Linked DNA regions of Mus musculus: region 1 is linked to region 2. A link is a loop called in an ENCODE intact Hi-C map of the cell type or tissue named here. Cell type or tissue: heart. All regions are shown on one strand.

Region 1 (8,000 bases), 48 kb before region 2:
GGGACAAACGAGGATGCTTGCATGACAGGTTGGGACAGGTAGTGTATTATTTTAATTACTGATTTATATGTGTATATTAAGAATGTTTATGTTCAGGGCCAGCCTGGTCTACAGAGTGAGTTCCAGGACAGCCAGGACTATACAAAGAAGCCCTGTCTTGAAAAAACAAAAACAAAAACAAAAAAGCATGTTTAAATGTTCCAATAAAATTTTTATTATAATTAAAATAAAATTATTTCCTAAGAGGCTAGATCAACAAATTGGTTCTAATAACTTCTATAATACAAGCAATAATATTCATTGGGAATTCTTGATAATTCTTGATAATTATTTTGCTAACTTTCCAAGGGAGAATCACTTTGTTTGAAAGAAAATCATGTTTTCTCTTTTTTGAACTTTATTCCAATTAGCCAAACTGTGTAGTGGTGCCTTTCAGTTTCCTGTACTCAATGGTTTTGTGTTAATGTCAGTTCGTATCACAAGGCATATGTTTTTATGAACTATTTTGTAGTGATTTTATTATATAATAAAAGGCAGTTTCCATCATTAAAATTTCTAAAGCTTAATGCCAGTTTTAAGATATATTCATATCATACCCCCTTCACAAGACAGAGAGGGACAGCAGATCATTTCAATGACTGTCTTTAAAAAAGCAATAACCGCATAGTCTAAAACAAAGACAAACAATATAATCCCAAACTTAAGGATAGTCTTCAAAATAATTGATTAAAATACTTTATAAATATAAATAAAAGACCGAGGACCAGAATAGAGGAGAAAAAATACACTGTCGGATCCTTGGGTAGTTTTTCAAAACAGAAAGGACACATTGAGACTGGAGGCGAAGTTTAGCAGTAAGGCACTTGCCTAGCATGAGAGAGGGCCTGGGTTCGATCCCCAGCACTGCCAAAGAAACAACACAGAAAAGAAAGGATCGTTAGTGAAATGCAGAGACTTAGTTGGTAGTATTGCAATAGTGCTGACTCCCAAGGTTTGACGGTTATATCACAATCATAAAAGGCAATAATTAAGGGACACGTGGTAAAGGCTATATGGGGACACTGCAGTTTTTATAATTTTACAGCAAATCTAAAGTTAGTTTACCAGTTAAGCAATACACTGAAGCAATAAGTGAAACTATCAATTTAGCAAACTATTTTTCTCAAAAAAGAAACTCTTTTCAAGTTCTTTCTTTGTAGAATGACATTTTAGATTTAGACTTCCTGAGAAAAAACATATAACTATTCACCAGCTCTAAATGGATTAGTTTTTATTAAAACCACCTGCCAGTTTCCCCCAGAAGTGTTTCATTTAAATGGGATCTTCAGTCTGATAACTGAAATCTTATTGAACTAATTTAAAAATTTGCTATAAGCAAATGTCAATCCTATTTAAAAATGAAAATAACTGTAAAGACTTATGTCTAAGATCTACTTGTCAAGAAACAATGCCATTTTAAATATGAACCACACCATCTTTATAGAGAAAGAATGAGGGCACTTTAATATGCTATTTTTCTTAGTTTTATTTTATATTCTATTGGTAGAAAGTCCATTAAGAATTTGGTATGTCTGTGATTCTGGACTCATCTCTTAACTACACTGATCCTCCAGTCTTTACATGGTAACTAAAAACATTAGCCAAGCATTACTCAAATGTTAGCCACTAGCTGCATGTGGCTATTTAATAAAACATTAATAGTTTACGTTTCAAGTCTCATTAGGCACTCTTCACATGATCAGTCAACAGCCACAAGCTGCACATGACTAATGGTTAGCAAGGACACACAACATGTCATTGTAGCAGGGGACTGTACTGGATCTTGTCACTCTGCAGGATCTCTACATGTGAACTCTGTTTTCAGTGTCTTCTATTATGCATTCAATGATAACCCCACAACTTAAATTTATATATCAAAGTCCTGACTCTTAGATCATCACAGTATCTGTATTTAGAGATAGGTTTTTAGAGAAGTAGAGTTTAAATGAGATCCTTAGAGTGAACCTAACTCATATGACCACTGTACTTATTAGAGAAGATATGACCATCTAAGTATATATTACAGTAGCCCAACAACATTTCCAACATTGACCCTAGGATTTTCCAGTGTTTTAGTTAGGGTCTCTCTTGTTTCAATGAAATACCATGACCAAAAGCAAGTTGGGGGTGTGGGGGGAAGGGTTAACTTGGCTTACACTTTCATACTGTTGTCCATCAATGAAGGAAGGTAGGACAAAAACTCAAGCACGGCTGCAACCTGGAGGCAGGAGCTGATGCAGAGGCCATGTTGGGCTGTTAACTGGCTTGCTCCCCATGGCTTGCTCAGCCTGCTTTCTTACAGAACTCCAGACCACCCACAATGGGCTGGGCCCTCCCCATAGATCACTAATTAGGAAGATGCCTGACATAGATGGCCATAAGAATTAATGGAAATCTGCAACTAATGAGGGTGGGGAGGTGGGGGGACATCTCCAGGACATGACAAAGACCAGGGATAAGGGAGGTGCCTAAGAAACAATGAGGCTAATCTTATCTGTAACTCACAGTATTGAGGATATGGAACCTGAAGAGGCAACTTCCTGTTTCTAGGCAGGAATCTCAGTGGAGAGATAGGAACACCAACCCACCTATAATACTTTCAACCCCAAATTTATACCATCTACAAGAAATGCAGGCACCCCTGTGGAGCAGAGACTGAGGGAATAGCCAGCCAATAACCAGCCCAACTCCCATGGGTAAGCACCAATTTCTGACGCTATTAATGATACTCTGTTATGCTTGCAGACAGGAGTCTAGCATGGCTGTCCTCTGAAAGGCTCCACTCAGCAGGTAACACAGACAGATGCAGACACCCACAGCCAAACAGTGGATGGAGCTTCGGGGACTCTTACGGAAGAATAGGGGGAAGGATGGAGGGCCTGACAGGGTTAGGAACTCCATAGGAAGACCAACCGAGTCAACAAACCTGGACCCTTGGGAACTCCCAGAGACTGAACCACAAAAGAACATACATGGGCTGGACCTAGGCCTCCCACACATATGTAGCAGATGTGCAGCTTAGTCTTCATGTGGATCTCGACCAACTGGAGCAGAGGCTATCCCTAAAGCTGTTGCCTGTCTGTGGGATATGTTCTTGTAGCTGGGCTGCCTTGTCTGGACTCTGGGAAAGGATGCACCTAGCCCTGCAAAGACTTGATGTGCCAGGGTACATCAGGGTAGGGGATACCCAAGGGAGGCCCCACTCCTAAGAGAAGGGGATGGGGTATGGAGAAGTGGGGAAATGGGGGATAAAATTGTGGGAAGGGGTGACCAGGAGAGGGGCAGTGAGTGGAATGTAAAGTGAATAAGGTTAAAAAAAAAAGGTGCCTGACAGTTGGATCTTATGGAGGCATTTTCTTAATTGAGGTTCCTCTTTTTAGATGATTCTGGCTTGTGTCAGCTGACATAAAATTAGCCGGAACATCTAGTATCGTCAAGTTTGCTGTTTATTTAGATTTAAGAAGGCTCAAGTTTAAGGTATAACCCCCCAAATGTCCAGTATGCTATAGTTAAATCCAGGTAAATATATTTATTCTCTACACCAAAAAAGTAATTATATGATTATATACATGGAATATTATCTGTTTATGAGCAAGAAAGCTATTAAAAAGCATTTCTAGCTGGGTGGTGGTGGCACACACCTTTAATCCTAGCACTCGGCAGATAAAGTTCAAGTCCAGTCCAGTCTACAGAGCGGGTTCTGGTACAGAAAGGGCTACCCAGATAAACCCTATCACAAAAATCAAAAACAAAGACAAAAGAGCATTTCTAAGAGCGGGGAGGCACATACTTGGGCAGAGGTGTTGCACTTCCCTGCAAGCTCATCTTCTATTAGAAGCAGCATGGGTAAGAGACTGGAAAGAGAGGGGGACAAAGGAGGCCTGGATGGACAGAGACGCCCTCACCATGTGACGCCTATAAAGCCCGCCTAGGCTTAGTCTCCTGGACAAGATAATCTCAAACTGTTACATCTAGTTCTCTGCACACAGGCAATGACCTATTATAGCTGAGAAACAAGAGACAAATCTCTATACCTTAGAAGATCAGAAAATAGTCTAGGATTAGGGTCTCCAGTCTCGAAGAGGGGTAAGAAACTCCCATAGAAGACCCTCCAAAAACAAGACTGAATTCACAAGCTACTAGAAGGTAGTTGTGTCCTTACCATCAAGCTGACAGCAACTTCCCCTTGTGGAAGGGATAAAGTATAAGACAAACCAAAAGGAGGTATCAGGAACTGTGGGAAAAATCTTTCCAGCAGGTCAGCACTGACACTAAGCACAAACTAATACGGGAGGTGGGTGAAAGTCGAGTTTAAACCCTGGGTAGGACGACAGAACTCCTAAACTAACACAAGAGCCATGTGCAAGTAGAGGTTGAAATGCAGTGCTGGCCCTCCATATCTGTGGGCTCACTCAACCACTGGCTGGAAAGATACGGAAAAAATTACTGTGTACTAAACATAAACAGCCTTCTTATTATTTTCTAAATAATAAAGTGTTAAGTATTTACATAGCATATTTATTATATGAGTCAACTTCATCTAAGATTAAGTGTACAGAGGGATAAATACACAAATACCATTCAACCTGACATAAGTAAGAGACTTGAGGACCCACAGATTTCGGTACTGACAAAGGGTCTTGGAACCAATCCCCCATGGATAAAAGGGACAACTGCTCTAAGCCACTGTTGCTTTTTATGCAATATTTAACATTCAATAGGTTGCAATGTGTACCAAAGAGCACTAAATATCAAAAGGGGAAGCATCCATGGGCTCTTACTAGAAGAGGAGACGCCAAGCTCTATCAGATTGGGAATTTTGGCAGAGAAATGGAAACTGCAAGCAAGAATCAAGTGACAGTGTTAAAAATAATGGAAATAAGAATGGATTTGACAGGTCCAGGGAAATTAATATAATTGCACAAAATTATTAGAAATCAAAGTGAAACACAAGGAGGAAAAAAAGAGAGCCCAAAACATGTATATTAATATCAAACTGCCCAGCAAAATATGCTACTGGACTAGTAAAACAGGGTTGAAGAGATAAATATTTTAAGACATAAAGACTCATAACAGCGTTAGTCACAGAGGTCAAAAGGTAGAGGGAAACTCAGTGTCTTTCAGTGGGTGGCTGGACCAACAAAATGAAGTATACAGGTACATGTAGTGGAAGGAAATTCTGTAATTGACTGTAACACAGATGAACCTCGAGGACATCATGCCACATGAGGACATCAGCCCGCAAAAGGCAAATGCTGTATGTCTCCACTCATACTGGAGGTACGCAGTCATGACAGAGAACGCAAAAATGCTGTCGAAGGAGGGAAGAGGGGTATGAAGTTATGTTTTGATGAGTATTGTATATCAGATTTGCAAAATGAAATTACAGAAAAGGGGCTAACTATAACGAGCACAGAGACCCTTATAGAACAGAGAACCTTTTAAACCTTGTGTTTGTAGGTTTACAAATATACAAACTGTTAAAATGTATGTGAATTTATGTTAGATAAGTTAGGGAATGCCACTGTATGTAGATTCTTTAATAAAGTTATTTTACTACCAAAAATACAATAAGAAGCTTCTTATGAGTGTTTATGTGTTCTTTCTGTGACTGCTTGGTGGAACTGTCTCAGAATTGTTCTATGGTGTCTGTTTTCTTGGCATGGGAAGAGACTGGGTGGGCAGGAAGCAGAGCAGCTGCATTGCGGGATAAGAAAAGGAGGTGCAGGGATGGTGATAAGAAATGGGTAGGGAAGGAGGAGTAAAACAACAGAGATATACAGAAGAAAAGTTACACAGTCAAGGCACAAGGAGCAAGTATGCTGGGGTTGTAAGAAACCCAAGCAAAGTCAAAGACCCAGGGTAGAAAAAGAAGGTACCCAGTCTGTTAATATACTTGTATATTTCCGTGAGTGTACCTTGAGTCCCTCATGTATTAAGATCTGGCACAGTCAAGCTAAGAGATTTTCACATTAATTTTTTTTACTCTTCAGAGCCCCCAAACCATAGTTGATTACACTAAAATAAGAAAATATTGAAGAAAATTCTCCTATCAGATTCTTTTTCATAGTGTAGTACACATGGCCACAGTACACTAGATCTTAGACTTGTGTAGCCTGGAATAAACAGCATAGGGGAATAGTTCAATATTAAATTTTTATGTTTTCTCCTTAATTCTTATTGTCTTATGTGCATGATATGTGTATGTGTGTGCATCACTTATACACAGTACCCAAGGAAGCCTGAAGAGGTGTCGGATCCCCTGGAACTGGGATTAAAGTGAGCTGCCCTGTGGGTGCTAGGAATCAAGCCAGGGTGCTCTTGACAGGCTCTTCACTGGCGAAGCACCGCTCCAGTCCCAGGCGTCTACACTCTCTGACACTGCTTACAAGGTAGATGAATGCATGATCTAAAAGTCGTCTGCCTACTACCAAAATGTCGTCACAGGGTAAATCTGAGTTGTTCAGAGGATACTCCGAGTTCCTGTACTTTGAGTTGTTTCCTGAGACATCATATTACTAAAGCACAGTGAAATACAGTGTCAAGTGTGTGTGCTTATCCAACCTCTGTACAGCCTCCCCTGTGGCTATCCACAGATCCTTCTGGCTACAAAGCATGCAAATGCATTTATCAGAGTGACTCACACAACTTCAGCTTCCCTAAACTCCAAAGGCTGCCATACTATAAAGAAAGTTCTATGACTGTTATTCCAGATGTGTTTAATTCTTACATGCAAATATACGTTTTAATATCCTTCTCAATTTTGGGGAAAAGGATGTTCCTTTATCTTCAACTCTAAGATACTGGTTTCCTTCCTACTGGATATTTAGTAGTAATTGATACCTTTGGATTAGCTCTGATACTGTAATTTTAAGTTGGTATTTTATATTTTAGAAATATTTTTAAAGATTTATTTATTTATTTATTTATTTATTTATTTATTTATTTATTTATTTAATGTATATGAGTACACTGTAGCTGTACAGATGGTTGTGAGCCTTCATGTGGTTGTTGGGTATTGAATTTAGGACCTCTGCTTCCTCCGGTCGGCCCTGCTTGCTCTGGTCAACCCCACTCGCTCAGGCCCAAAGATTTATTATTATTATAAATACATAGTACACTGTAGCTGTCTTCAGATGCACCAGAAGAGGGCGTCAGATCTCATTACGGGTGGTTGTGAGCCACCATGTGGTTGCTGAAATTTGAACTCAGGACTCAGTCAGTGCTTTTACCTGCTGAGCCATCTCGCCACCCCTAGAGATATTTTTTAAAAATGTTGAGGAGGTTGTTCCTTGCCTTGTACACCCAGGGCCCTGAGTTTGATTCTCACCAAGGCACAAACACTGCAGGTGTTCTTGGGGAGGACTTAGTCTCTTATTAGAGACGGTCGTGAAAGTTAAATCTTAATTACTCAGGAAGAAGGCAACTTTGTCTAATGATTCAGAGACACTGAAACACTATGATCTCATGTTTGAATGCTGGGATAAAGCAAAATAATTATTTATTCTTGTGGATGCTTTTGGTTGTTCAGTAAAGTTTCCATTTCCCTTCAGAAAAGACCAACCAGTTTTCCCTGAGCTTCAACTCCACAAGGAGGTCAGAACACTTTAAGGAAACCACCACCAGAGTTTCTTTATGCTGGATCTCAAATTCAGTTTCCCTCTATTTAAAGTCAAAGTTTTAGAAGGAAAGTATTAAGCTTCATGGAATTATTAAGTTAATATAAAATCAAAAAGAAAAGTACTTCAAAAACTGATGTACGAATAATGCATTTATTGAACCTCTGAATAAGCCCATGTCACTTGTGCAGCCTAGGACACTTGTACAGTCTCGTCCTGCTAGGCCTTCAGGGCTCTGGATCTGTCACTGGACACTCTAAATGATCACTTATAGCCTGTACTCTGTACCCATGTATATAATGTAGCACTAAGAAAAATATTTAGATTATTTTTTCAAAGTCC
Region 2 (8,000 bases):
AGAAAAGCCTTCTTGAAGGTCTCCATTGGAAGCAACTGAAATCAGACAGGAAGTATTTGTGCAGTTTAAAAAGATAAAGTTAGCAGCATTACACTGGCCTACCAGGCACAAAACACTTAACACTCTAGGTTCAGGTCTTAAAACTGTGGGAAGTAGGGGGAGGAGAGAGTGTGCTGTTGCTATGTAACAGACAGGATGTTATTAAACACCTATATCGCATAGGATAACAAAGATTTATCTACCCCAAAATGTCAACGGTGTTTTGTGAGTCCTGATGAAGGAGTAATCCCAGTTTCCTGGATTCCAACATTGCTGTTAGCCAGCGTAGCAAACGAAAAACAGGATTTGAGATTGGAATGAAAGAAGAATACACTCTTGATCAAATTCAGACGACTAAGAGTTGGTGTGTAGGCCTGTCCAGCCAGAGATTCAACATCTGTTTAGAACTCAGATGAGGAGACCATGTGGAAGGCAGACTATGGGAAAATCATCAGATTGTAACCATGCAGTTTAAAACACTGCATGTTAATAAGTTTCTTTAGAGAAAAGCTTTGGAAAAAATAGTAGAAAGGGTATAACCAAATTATTATGTCTCATCTTTAGACTTCAAGTGCATTCCAAGCTGTCAAGCATCCAAGTGATAGACACTACTTTTTCTAATCAACTAGACAGCAATTGTTAGTAAAAGTTCATCATTTTACTTGCTTCACAGTAATTCACAAAAATACTAACTAAATCAAATAGTGTTTTCAAATATGTCCTATGGAACTATCTGAAAAGCAGGAATTCTACTTTCAGATATGTTTATTTCACTCCCAATTCTAAAGTATGAAAATGTATGTTTGAATAGCAAAGATCCTAACAAGTTCTACAATAAAGAAATTCATATGACTAAATAGTATGTAGACATTTTATCTCCAGTTTCTTCTTCATGCAGCTCTTATATTTCTAGTCATACAATAAAAATTAAATCACAAATTCTGAGGTATTATTACCTTACTGAAACTTGATCTTGGTATATTCAACATTAGTATCGATGTTACTAATTATACTTATGTAATAATGGTCACTGGGAAATATGTATATATAGAGACAATATAAAATTGAGGGTTTGTTTAATAATGACTAGAGTATTATTTATTTAGTAGATACATGTTAAGTACTGTCAAAGTAACCATTCTAAGGAACTTAACATCAATCTCAAATTAAATAGCAAACACATTCACTAAGAAATATTTTAAGCAAGTTCAGAAAAGCAAAACCACAGAGAGAGAGAGAGAGAGAGAGAGAGAGAGAGAAAGACCTTTATAAACCTTGTTATAAAGATGAGTCTTATTCAAATTAACTAGAGGTAACAAAGAATTATATCTAGCTCATAAACATCCGTGCAATAAGAAAGAACTTAAAAACTAAACAAAACAAATGATACTTTCCAGGGGATACTAATATTTTAGATTAAGGGAAAAAGTTCACATTTACCATTTGAATAGCCTTGACTTTACAAAGTACCAATGCCAATGCTGTTTAAGATGACTAATAAAAATATTGTAACTATGTAAAGCTTTGTTCCAAGGAAGTACAAAAGTACAGACCCTATAAATACAAGCCAACTGAAGAGAAGTGATATTTTCCTACTCTACCCTTTTCAGATATCTAGGGAGTAATGGGCACTTTAGCAAAGACAGAGAAGAACTTGACTTGGAATAGCTCCCTTTCTGCTTTATTTTCAAAAGACCATGGCCTGGTTATTGGGACTACAGTTGGTAATACTTTCCATTGAGAATTTGACTGTCAAGACATGTTGGTTGACTATCCACTCATTATCCTTCCTAGCTCCTCCTTAGGTAACCTCAGATATGCCACCTTCCTCTACAATTTTGTTCTTGCCAGGACATTCTTGGCCTATAAATGGTTCTCTGAAGCAAACATGGTCAATGAAATAACTCAAAAGTTTGTTAGAGTTTCCAGGGACATTTACCAAGAGATAACACATGACAAAGAATGTTGTCTTCAATACTGTTTGTTCATAAAAACTACACCTGAAGAAGCCATCCTACCATCGTAAGGAAGACACAACTGAAGGTGAAGGAAGGATGTGGAATACCGCCACAGTCTACTCAGATGATGATCTAGCAGACATTTAACATCCAAAACTATTAACTAGGACACAACAGCCTTTAAAGCTATGTGAGGACAACCACGGAAAGAAGTAAGTACTGGACTTTATTAGAGCAGCTGCCTCTGGCAATGCAGATGGAAGGGGGGCATGGGACAGAGAACAGATTACTTTTGCTTATAATTCTTCTTACTCCTGAAATTTTTTACCCTTGCAGAAGTATTACAGTAACTTTTAAAATGTCGTTGTTGAAAAGTTACATTACGTAACTTGGGAAATGAGGATTTAGGGAACATTTTCACAGAGTACCAAAGAGCCATTGAATGATGATGTTTAGTACCTTAGAGTCTGATGGACTTAGGAGTAGCTGGCACAAGTGTTTCTATTATTCACAGAAAATAAATATGACCGCTTAACAGAAGTACAGAAGGTACATCCAACTCCTGACAAAAATACCACCCTTGGTTAGAGTAAAGTAACAAGAAAACGAAATAAAACTCTGGGTTGGACTTTATCTGAAGTGGTAAGAGAAGAAGACTGACGCTCGGTGAGATTAAAGTTGAGAGCACGCACAGGGCAAGCCGGAGTGCAGACCTGATGCACACGCACATCCCTGGCTGTCTGCTGTGTGCCACCGAGGCAGTACAGCAGGCCTCAAACAAGCAGCACAAACCTGACTTTCTAAAAAAGACTGATCTTGTCCAAGTTCACCCTATAAACCGCTATTCTATAGTATTAAGTCTCAATCCCTTTCCCATCCCTTTCCAAAAGCACCTAACAAAAATTGTGACTAAAACGTTCAGTGTTTCTTGTACAAACCAATAGAAAAGTACCACATAAGAACTCTTATTACTAAGTTATATGTTTAATTCTTCTATATATATTTTTTAAAAAGTCTAGTTTAGCCAGGCGTGGTGGTGCACGCCTTTAATCCCAGCACTCGGGAGACAGAGGCAGGCAGATTTCTGAGTTCCAGGACAGCCTGGTCTGCAAAGTGAGTTCCAGGACAGCCAGGGCTACACAGAGAAACCCCGTCTCAAAAAAAAAAAAAAAAAAAAAAGTCTACTTTAAGGAATACGTTTCTTCTACAAATGCCTACTCAACACATAGTTATACTGTAAGAACTCCATCTAGTGATGAACCAAACACACAGCAGGTGGTGTGCATTATAAAACCTGCAAATATAAAATTACAACATGGCCTTGCAATACAAGGGGAAGATAAATACTTCTGCTTCTCCACTCACTTAAAATCTTCCCTGCTTAGGAACACAATTAAAACACTATGCGTTTAAAATGAATCTGGAGTTATTATAACATTTAGAATTATGTATAAAATTGATATTAACAGTTCTATTAAACTTTAGAATGTTCTTTTCCATTCTGATAAGTTAGTCTAAATAAAGCTAAATCTAGAGGAATACAGTATGTACTAGAAAAATCTGAGGAAGATTTCTCAGTAGACATTCAGGTCTTTAAACATAAAAAATGACTTAAACATTAAAAGGTCATTTAAGGTCTAAAAAGCACCTTTAAAAAAAAGATAATTCTCAACTATATATATTACACCATTCTTTATATAGGTGATAAACTAAACAAGTGAATACGTAATCCCTGAAATATCTAAACAAATAAATACTCTAAAAAAAATCAGAATTAACATTAAAGATACAAAGGTGTTGTGGCAAAATATTAATATTTGAAAAATCGATCATAGGTATTATGCATATACACACAAATAAAAATGTTTTAATTGCTCAAATAATAAAATCCTTCACCATTTCTCTAGTTTTACCAACAGTACATGCTTTGATTAGTTATTCATATGCAGGCAAGTTATTTTGATGTTTATATGACAATTACTATAACACGGTAGACATCAGCTACACAATTCCTGAGCACTTGAAGAATAGCACTACTAAGGTGAATAAATTTAAAGTCTGATAATCCAGTTACTAGAAAAAATAATAAGGAATAACTTTGGTATGGAAAATTTTTCAACAAACAATTCATGAAATATTATTCAGATGAAGTACTTCCAATGAAAACAGCGGAGTAGAAATATACATAAAATGGAAATACATAATAGATTTCAAAGCTAGTGAGTTTTTTTTTCTTTCTACACTAATTATCACATATTTAAGGATAATGTGCTGTCTCAAAATAAGCTGACATTGGGTTTGTTTTGAACTTCAAAAGTAAATTAAAATAACACACATCATATGTCTAGCTGTACTAATATGCTGTACTAGACAATGACTTCAGACCATATTCATAGAGATATCTCATATCTAGTACTAACTATATGTACTATAAAGGCAGTAATTAAGGTCAGTGTTCTCCGTAGAAGGGCTGAGCTACCTATTTTTCTAAATTAGTAGTATCTGTTTAAAAAGTACAGGGTAGATACAACATATATACTCTGTTCTTTTCCCAAAGATAAACTGTTTCTTCAATATAAAATTTTTATGTAATAAAAATATTAATTTTTATATAATAAACTGCAACACTCCTCTAAGTTTTTTTCAATGTGGAATGTTAGGAGAGTGGTAAATGTCTTAAGCTTATAGCTTTGTTATTTACAGTGTTGAAGGGTGGTGGAAGTACACACCTTTAAACCCTGGGAGGCAGAGGAAGGTGGATCTCTGTGAGTTCAAGATCAGCCTGGTCTACAGAGCAAGTTCCAGGACAGTCTGGGCTACACAGAGACACCCTGTCTCAAAAACCAAACAAACGAAAACATATTTTAAAATATTCACTCTATTCAGTATAAAACTTTTTTAGACAAGATATATTTACTCTACACATCAAGAGTAAAAACACTGTTGTACTACCAGTTAGGGAAACTACCAAGTAAGTTTTCAAACAATACCCACCACAACTCCACTCTCATTCACTGTAAGTCCACCAGGGAATACCTGGTACTTTACATAAGGCAGTAACACATCCTCAACTTCTACTTCTTAGCATTACCCAACTCTCATGCTTTCTCTCTGTTTAAAAAGTTTAAACTAAGTGTTAAAATTAAGTGTTGTTGGCGGGCTGCAGAGATGGCTCAGTGGTTAAGAGTACTGACTGCTCTTCCAAAGGTCCTGAGTTCAATTCTCAGCACCCACATGGTGGCTCACAACCATCTGTAATGAGATCTGATGCCCTCTTTCTGGTGTGTCTGAAGACAGCAACAGTGTACTCACATACAAGAAATAAATTTTAAAAATATAAAAAATTAAAAGAAAACTAAGTGTTGTTTATCACTTTTGTCATATTTTAAGGTACCAAAAATCACAAATGGAATTCTTTCATCAATGCTGTTTCTCAGCTATGTAGTCTGCAAATATGATGTTATTTCTGCTCAAACACATGAGCTGTATCTCCCAGCAGTTATGTGAATGGTTCAGTTGGCACAGCATCATAGAGACTCAAACATAGTTAACATTTGCTGCAGGAATACAGCAACGTGGCTTTGGGGGTCTTTCTCCTATCTAGTCTATTAGAAGTGAAGTCTATTAGCTGGCTTCTGAGTCTCAGGGGTGATCACAGTAGACACAAGACCCAGCAGCACCCAGCAGCACATAACTTAGAGCAGTGCTTTGCAGACTCTAGGCCACAACCTGGTTATGATCAATAGTGGTCAGTAAAGTGTAGCGGAATTTTCCCCTAATTAACTGAGAGATGACAAGAAGCCAATCACTGGAGGAGGGTCAGGCCTTCCAGGTCTGAGAGAGGAAGAGGGAATGCAGAGGAAAAGAACGCCATCTTTTGGACGGAGAGACGAGAGGGAAAGTAGACAAAAGGCAGGGACCGTTAAATCTGGTGGCAGAATCCACCTGAATCCACTGCTAGTAGATTTCTAATATAGAATTGTTAATGAGGATCTATCCTAGGATGATAGATTCCACGCCCAGCGGTTGTGTTATCTGTTGATTCTAAACTAAGATTGTCTGGTGTTTTCCATTTCGAGACAACTCAACTGAGTTCCCGGGGCAAGGTAACCACAGCTGAGCGTGGGTGGGCAAGCGTGCGCCCCCAGCTAGCCGTGGAAATTTGCGAGTGCTGAGTGGTTTGGCAGCAGCTAGGTGCAGGGGCTGGATGACTGGGTTCATCGGCAAGCAAACTTCAGGAAGTTGGGAGGACCGCTGCATGGGGGGGAGCCATGGGGCAGGAAGACCACCGTGGCAGGAGAGTAGCCAGGGAAGCATAGATTGATTTTTAACAATTACATGCAACAGTAAAACACTTATAAAAATAAGTATGAATATAAAAATCTCAAAGCAATTCAAACTTGCTAAGGAGGTATGAAACTTTAAGCTACAAAAAACTATGTATATGGTCAAAAGTTTAAAACTCTCAATTTTAAAATGCTTTAATATTCATGAGTAGCCTATAAAGGAGGTGTATAATATAAAAGTAAATGAAAGTCCCAAGTGGCTTAAAGTCACATAGCTAGCAACTGATACAAATAATTATTTAAATGTAAATGAAGAGAGAACTCAAGTCTACCTCACTAGAAATCAAAGAACTGCAAATTGAAAGCAAGAGTTACTTTTTCACTTGTTGAAACAGTGTTTTAAAAAATCTGACAAAATTCAATGTTAGTGAGAGTCAGAACTGACACTTTCAGAAGCAGTCAGTGGGTGTAGAGTCTTTCTGGAAAATACTTGAGAATGTATTTCGAAGCCTTTAGATTTCTGTATACACCCTCTGACAAAGCAATTCTATCCAAGTAATTATCTTATGTGACTGACTACAGAGATATGCAGAGACCTACTTATGGGGTCTGTTATCAACTTGAGACAAGCTAGATTAATTTGAGAAAAGGAAACATCAATTGAGAAAATGTCTCCAGCAGACAACCTTGTAAGCCTGTGATAGATTCTCTTGATCGATGACTGATGTAGAAAGTCCCAATTCACAGTAGGTGGTGTCCCCACCCCTAATCCCATGCTGGTGGTCCTGGGTGATATAGGCAATCAAACTAAATCCTGTCCAGACTTAAATAAACCCTTTCTTCCCCAAGTTGTGTTTTATCACAGCAGCAGAAACCCTAACTAAGACAGAGTTTATCACCACAGCTTACTACAAAAGGGTATGAGTTAAAATGTTCCATAATTTAAGATTAAATTAAAGTACATTCTAATGGAATAGTATTTAACCACGAAAAAATGGTTTCAGAATAGTCAATGACATAAAATATTCAATATAATAATAAATGAAAGTAGTTCATAAGTGAGTGGATCTATTATGTGTCTGCATGACTGAAACAACAGCAACAACAACAAAAAGTGCATTTTTTTTCAGGCTATCTCAAATCAGAAACCATAATGATCCTTGTTTTGTTTACAAAAAAAGCAACATTAAAATATTCTAGTGAAAAGGTGAATGTGCAGGGAAGGGAACAAAACAAAGTAAGCAAGTATGGTAACATATTAGATGGCTAGTGAAAGAAGACAGAAGATACTATTCTATGTCTGGGAAATTCCCTAATATATTCTCTTTTTAAAATAAGAAAACCAGACAGAAAAAAAATTCCCCCAAACTCTTCATTGGGTTCAGCATCTCCTCCCTTATGTAGCCTAGTGACTTTTTGCTAACTCTGGCTGCACAGTCGCACAGAACCAGTAAATAGTTTTTACGTTTCCAAGGTAATTCTTACATGTTGCTAGGAGGTCTTAGTCACTGTTCTATTGCTGTGAGAGACTTCATGACCAAGGCAACTTATAAAAGGAAGCATTTAATTGAGGCTGGCTTAGTTTCAGAGGGTGAGTCCATAACCACCCTGATGGAAGCATGCTAGTAGCCAAGCAGGCAGACATGACCTTGGAGCAGTAGTAGCCTTAGCTACTCACATCTGATTCATAAGCAGCAGGTAGAGAGAACCAGGACTG

What was found. A loop is a pair of places that touch in the nucleus more often than their neighbours do. Peaks named below come from ENCODE experiments on the same cell type or tissue, not always from the same donor. Only the 100,000 strongest peaks of a DNase experiment are listed, where the experiment ranks them.
Region 1: a loop joins it to region 2, with 1.9 times the contacts of the local background. A loop is called at or near these places in 2 of 42 quality-filtered maps.

What each region holds. Positions count from the first base shown.
Region 1 is chr13:93,379,248-93,387,247 of GRCm38, reverse strand. It overlaps Homer1 (homer scaffolding protein 1), which reads right to left. Exons shown (of 10, transcript NM_147176.4): 6 at 868-903. Among named protein-coding and RNA genes, the nearest start is that of Gm6109, 65 kb to the left of the region's middle. In heart, no CTCF peak of the experiment used is centred here; no DNase peak of the experiment used is centred here; H3K27ac peaks cover 1,484 bases.
Region 2 is chr13:93,330,796-93,338,795 of GRCm38, reverse strand. The region is part of intron 1 of Homer1 (homer scaffolding protein 1); the gene reads right to left. Among named protein-coding and RNA genes, the nearest start is that of Homer1, 31 kb to the right of the region's middle. In heart, a CTCF peak has its summit at 3,251; no DNase peak of the experiment used is centred here; H3K4me3 peaks cover 157 bases; H3K27ac peaks cover 195 bases.